Regions from separate parts of the Homo sapiens genome. Here region 2 is linked to region 1. The links are chromatin contacts, found by Hi-C in ENCODE. All regions are on one chromosome and are shown on one strand. The core of a region is the stretch at or near the end of the contact, and the rest is flanking DNA. Distances in the headings are between cores, read along the strand shown. Region 1 holds the start of ONECUT2 (one cut homeobox 2). Region 2 holds the start of RAX (retina and anterior neural fold homeobox).

Region 1 (3,150 bases), core at 395-2,894:
AGACTTGGGCCACAAGCACCGGACCCGGAGCCCTCTTCCCAGCAGCCTGGCCCCTGGCTAGCCCCGGCCTTACCTGCCAGGCGTAAGGCGGACATGCGCTGGAACTCGGGCTCCTGAAGCCACTTCCACATCCTGCGGAAGGTCTCCCTGCCAGATTTGAGTTTACTCCACGGTTTTGGATTCCGGAGCAGGTCGGAGAGAGTCCCCTGAGACCGGCACAGCACCCTCTGCGCAAAGATCGCCTGGGGGATACTGTAGCGCTTCAGCTCCGCTGTGATGCGCTGGGCCACCTCTTTGGTGTTGATTTCTTCCAGCTGGCCCGACGTGGCCACCTGCGAGCCCGATGAGGACGAGGGTGGCCGCTCGCGACTGGGTGCCAGCACCGGCCCGTGAGACTGAGTGTGGCCCGGGTGGTGCAGGCCGTTCAGGTGCGACATCATGGCCGCAGGTGGGGTGCCCAGGCCGCGGGACAGGTGTTGCTCACCGCGGGTCAGCATGGCAGTGTGGTGCGCGTCGAAGTTGGGGCTGAGCATTTTGTCGTGGCCCGGCGGACCGTAGTTGGGCAGACTCTGCTGCGCGTTGTGGAGGCCGCCTAGCCCGTTGCCCAGCGGCGTGGCGGCCAGCGGGGACAGGCTCTGGCTCATGCCGGGCATCTCCTTGTAGGGACTGTAGAGGTTGTTCATGGCCGGGAGCCCGCGCTCGTCGCGCATGAGGGTGAAGCTGCCGCTGACGTTGCCGGACAGGCGCTGGTGGTGGTGGTGGTGGTGGTGGTGCGGATGGTGGTGCGGGTGAGGGTGGTGGAACTTGTCAGACACGGTGGAGATGGGTGGCAGCGGCTGGAGCGGTGTCAGCGTGGTGTAGGTGTTGCTCATGCCCATGCCAGGCGGAGACGAGTCGCAGGACATGCTCATGGCGTGGTGCAGCGGGATGGAGAGCTCGGGCCGGTAGTCGCCGCCGTCCAGGATCGAGGCCATGCTGGTGACCATGGCCGAGCGCGACGCCGCCGCTGCCGCCGCTGCCGCCGTGCCCAGCTCCTGGTGCGCGGTTGGAGGCGGCGGAGGGCCCCGCAGCGAGCCAGCGGCGCCGCGGCCCGCGTGGTGGGGGCTGGGGCTGGCCAGCAGCTCCTGCTCATGGCCCGGGCCCCCGCCGCCGCCCCCGCCGCCCCCGCCGCCGCCCCCGCCACTGCCGCCGCCGGCCGGCCCGTGCAAAGTGCCCAGACTTTCCATTGTCAGCTCCGGGTTCATGGCGCAGCCTTCTAGGTCTTTGGTGAGGCATCGATAGGCGGTGTAGGCAGCCTTCATTCAGTCCATCAGGGCCCGGGGGCGGCGGGGGCGGCGGGGGCGGCCGGCGGGCGGGCAAGGCGCGCGTGGCGGGGCTCGGCTGCGGGAGTGGGGGCGGGCGCGGGAGTGAGTGGAGAGGAGTGCGCGTGCGGGTGTGCGCCCCGGGCTGCGGGCGGGCTCGCCCGGGGTGGGGGCGGGGTGGGGGCGGACGGGGCGTGCGTGCGGGAGAGGGGAGGGGACGGGGAGGGAGGGAGGGATCACCGGGCCCCGCCGCTCGGGCCGGCTCGCAGCCTCGCCATGTCCGAGCCCGCTCCGGCGCCGACGTCTTCTGTTTGGGTGAGCGGGAGCTGTCCAGAAGGGCTCTGCCGCTCGCCGGGGCAGCCAACCTACCCTCCCGGACCTGGGGCGGGGCCACGCCCGACGGGCGCCAAGCGCAACCACTCCGAGGCCGCAGCTGCCCCGGGAGGCGGGCCTTCCACGGGAAGCTACCAGTGGCTGTGGAGGGGGCGGGGCCGCACTTTTCAGGTTTGGCTGACGGCTCGGTGCCTTTTTTACCTCCTTTGCTACTGGAATCAAACGTCAAGGAGAGGGAGGGAGGAGAAGGTGGGGGGGTCGCTGGGGAGAGGGAGGCTGGAGTGCGAGCGAGCGAGAGAGATTCGGTGAAAGATGCCGTGCTGTGTCCCCCCTGAGCAGCTGCGATCTGGGGGAAGGGGCATTGCTTCAATCGCCTTCGCCTCACCCCAAAGCTTTCCTGGAGGCGAGTAAGCCGGGAGCAAAAGACTCCGCTATGTGCCAGTATAGACAAACACTCGTCACTAACAAGCCACTTACCGAGAGTCCCTAGCTGGGAGCCAATAGTTTAGCCTTTTAAAATGCAGGCGCTAATGTATTCTAATGCATGGTAAATTCCCGAGGCCGGGACATGCATAATCTACGCGGTCAGAGCAACTGTAGTGCCCTCGTCGCCAGCGAGCTGCGGCCGGCCGGCGGCCCACGGGCGGCGCGGGCAGCAGTAATGCATGCAAAGTTAACACAATAACATCATTTAATTACCCGGTGAGCCCATAAATCTCAGTTATGAGGCTTCCGAAGAGCCCTGCTAGATTGCAAAACAAAACTAGAATTCCGGGAGCTGCCGTTTCAAGGTGACCAAGTGCTTTCTGCATCAGCGACTTGGAAAGAAGTGGGGAGAGTGTAGAACCGGTGAGGTGGAGGTGAGGAGGGTCGCTGGTGTCCCAAGTGAGCAAACTTCTCCTGGGGGCAGAGAGTAAGCAAACCAGCTGAGACGGCAACCACGGACCTTTCTCCTAACACGAGACACACACACGCGCACACACACACACACACACACACACACACACTCCCGCTTCTCTCAAATCCCGGGAGAGAAACGGCGGTGGGCAGACGACAAGGAATCCTGGCTGACACCTGCATATTCAAACCTTGTTTCTGAAAAGACCAGCGCCCCGGCCAGCCTGAGAACGCTCACAAGCCAAGGCTTTAAAAACCGCACCTACGTCTTCCTAGAATTTCCGTTGTTTGGCAACCCCAGGTCTGGAGGTGGGAGTGGAACTGGGGGACAGAGAGTTGGAGATTTCTGCAGTCCGAGTCGGGGTGGAGGGGTAGTTGAAGACAGAGAGGCCAACACCCGGCATAAAGCCTTAAACGTAACAAGATTCTTCCAAAGCAGGTTGCGCTCTGTTTGCCTCCGAAGATTCAAGCTAGCTGAGGTTGCGCAGATGTTGCCTTTGTTTAAAGAGACAGTAATTAAGGACAGGGTGGACATAAGTTTGAGAAGCGTGACCTATTTTCTTTTGATCAGCTGTCAAAAGAAGAGCAGGGGGTCTCCTTAAGACAGCCCCCTTCAACC
Region 2 (3,097 bases), core at 598-3,097, 1.8 Mb before region 1:
AGTGACATGTCGAGAGAATTGCTTGAGCCCAGGAGTTCCAGGCTGCAGTGAGCCACCATCATGCCACTGCACTCCAGCCTGGGCAACAGAGAGGGACCCTGTCTCTAAAATAAACAGACAAATAAATAATAAGTAAATAAAGTAATATGTGAACACTGTAAAGTGCTATTAACTTTCATTAATTTTAGCTTTTTTCTTAAAAGATAATTTCTGACTTGAATTAGTTCAATTTCTATCTCCTGCAGTCACATGCTTGCCCTTATTTTAGTTTGCCATTATATAGTTTTATTAAAAGTAGATATGCCCATCATGGGGAATTAACCATTGAATGATCCTTAAGAAATTGACTTGTCCTCCGCAAACATCCTTCTAACACCAATTTAAAGGTTGGGGATCTGAGGATGTGTGTTTTCCCTCTTCCTTTGTCTTGTCTTCCAGACTGGACGTTAAACTCCACCAGGCCAACGGCCCTGGCCTTTCCCAATTTGTTTGATGCCCACGACGTGGCCCTCGACGGTTGCCTTGCCCTCTAAAGGGACGCAGCAAACGCTTGTCTGAACGCAAGCGGGATAAAGAAGACACCCCTGCTGTGGAGATCAGAGCGCCTACTGAAAAGGAGATTTTAGGGATATTGTCCTCTAGGTCCTTGAGCTTTTATAGGAAAGCATTTTAATTCACGGTTCAGGCCACCAGTTCAGGGAAGGCCAAGCGCTCGCCTCGGGTCTCGCCTCAGATTTGAGGGGTGAGACGTTCACAGCGCCATTGTCCATCCGCGCTGCTGGAGGTGAAACACACTCACCCTATCCAATCATCTTTCCAAGTGGCCGATCAGTCACTGTGGGCCACGGAAGCCTCGAGGGGGTCCAAAGGAGAAAGAACTGCAAGCCAATTACTCCTGAACCCTCGGGGAGGCGAGAGGCCTCTTCCCCGGGAGAAGGTCCTTCCCCAGCCAGCTCTGGGCCATCTCCTTGGCCCGGAGTGTTGGAGGGAGGCGGGAGTGCGACACCGCTGCTCATCAGTAAAGGAGCCCGCCCTCCCCGCAGGACAAGGGGCGGGAGCGAGGAACTCCAGGTGGGTCTCCTGCGGGACCTGAGCCCGGCAGCACATCCGACTCGGGGCTCCCAGTCTCCTGCTGGGCGATCGGGCGCTAGAGGTCACCGGACTTGCGGACATAAATGGCCCTGGGGTGGGCGCTGCGGGGAAGGAGGGAGGCTGCCGGCGCTCAAGTCCGAGGGGACTGGGAGGAGTTACAACAGATATAGACGGACAAACTAAACGCGAGGTCCGGGACTTCGTACAACCCAGCCAAGAAAGGAGTGGGTCCCGAAAAGGGAGCCAGCGAGGGGAAATTCAAACTGCGACGAGTGCGGGGCTGGGAAGCCTTCGGCTGGGTCTCGGCGCTTCCAGGGGGCACAGGCCAGGGTGGCGGCCCCGCGGAGGTGAGCCAGAGGGGGCTAGAGGGGCGAGTCTGAAGCTGGGGAGGGGTGCGTCCAAGGAGGGAGGTGACCCCCAGGGGGTAGTCTGAAGTGAGAGGGTAAGCCCGAAGTAGAGGGAGACAAACGCAAGGGGAGAGATGAGCCCAAGGGCGTCGGCCCCACTGAGGCAGGACTAGGGGTGCGCCGCGACCAGGTTCCCGAGCCCATCAGGCATCCCGCCGCGGATCCCCGGAGTGTGTTTGTAAAGCTTAAAACGGATCAAGAGGTGGAAGGGGAATATTCCTAGTGCCGGCCCAGGGGTGGCCACTAGAGGACCCTGTGGCTGGGCCGGGTGAGGACACGCCCCTCTGTGGAGGGAGGGGCCGAGAGAAGGGGCTGGGTCCAGGGCGAGAGGGGAGGAGCCGAGGGCCAGTTGGCTCCCCGCCTTTAGCGCCGAGAGCCCCAGCTACCCCGAGCCCGAACTTCCGACTTCTGGGACTAAGGCGGCAGCGGGCTGAGCGCTCGGCCACCCCCAGCGTGCGCAGCCCGGGCGGGCTTCGCCCGCGGAGCTTGACCTAGGGTCGGGACCCGTCGGGTTGCACCGCCGCACTCGGGAAGACCCGGCTTCGAGCCTCTCCTCTCCGTCTCCAAAGCGCCCTCCCGCCTCCCGGCGCTCCCCATGCACCTGCCGGGCTGCGCGCCAGCCATGGCCGACGGGAGCTTCTCGCTTGCCGGCCACCTGCTCCGCAGCCCGGGCGGGAGCACCTCGCGACTTCACAGCATCGAGGCCATCCTGGGGTTTACCAAGGACGACGGGATCCTCGGCACCTTCCCGGCGGAGCGGGGCGCCCGGGGCGCGAAGGAGCGGGATAGGAGGCTGGGCGCGCGGCCCGCCTGCCCCAAGGCGCCCGAGGAAGGCTCCGAGCCCTCCCCGCCGCCAGCCCCGGCGCCCGCCCCCGAGTACGAAGGTGAGTGCGCACCCCTGGCTGTGCGAGGCCGTTCGGGCGCCCGAGCTTAGGAGTTGGCCAGACGAGAGCGCCCCTTCCTTAACTTTTATTAAGGCAACTGGGCGCGGGGTTGGGGACCGTCTATGGCGGGAGCTTCCAATTTGCATTCAGAGAAAGCTTAGGACCCATCGCCGCCCTCACCACGGACCTCCCCGGGCCATCTCGGAGCCCGCAGGCGGGCTGGCCAGTGCCCACAGCGAGGCGGGGTCGGCCCAAGGGTGTTTTGGGGAGTGCATCTGACCCTCCCGGGCCTCGTCGCCCCAGCCCCTCGACCCTACTGCCCCAAGGAGCCCGGGGAGGCACGGCCGAGCCCAGGGCTGCCCGTCGGGCCAGCCACCGGCGAAGCGAAACTGTCAGAGGAGGAACAGCCCAAGAAAAAGCATCGGCGGAACCGCACGACTTTCACCACGTACCAGCTGCATGAGCTGGAGCGCGCGTTCGAGAAGTCCCACTACCCGGACGTGTACAGCCGCGAGGAGCTGGCCGGCAAGGTCAACCTACCAGAGGTCCGGGTCCAGGTAAAGCGCCCAGGTTGAGGAACTGGGATCTGGGAGGGCCCGAGGCCCAAATTGCAGCCAATGCTTCTCGGAATTCACGGGTGTCCATGCATTTATTACTGTCCTTCCTCGACTTGGCATGCCCAGAGTCTCAAGGGAGAGGCACAGATCTTCGATG

The links. A loop is a pair of places that touch in the nucleus more often than their neighbours do. Pooled maps may share reads with other maps.
Region 2: a loop to region 1 is called in a map of naive thymus-derived CD4-positive, alpha-beta T cell, with 20 times the contacts of the local background. The contact joins the promoter of RAX here to the promoter of ONECUT2 in region 1. A Hi-C loop is called at or near these places in 1 of 168 maps with a recorded cell type or tissue (naive thymus-derived CD4-positive, alpha-beta T cell), 8 of 37 single-sample maps with no recorded cell type and 11 of 50 pooled maps.

What each region holds. Positions count from the first base shown.
Region 1 is chr18:57,433,868-57,437,017 of GRCh38, reverse strand. ONECUT2 (one cut homeobox 2) reads right to left here and starts at 1,644. Exons shown (of 2, transcript NM_004852.3): 1 at 74-1,644. The coding sequence starts at 1,301. RefSeq lists a silencer at 1,715-1,764 and enhancers at 1,758-2,337, 2,338-2,918.
Region 2 is chr18:59,272,204-59,275,300 of GRCh38, reverse strand. RAX (retina and anterior neural fold homeobox) reads left to right here and starts at 1,847. Exons shown (of 3, transcript NM_013435.3): 1 at 1,847-2,383; 2 at 2,687-2,940. The coding sequence starts at 2,095.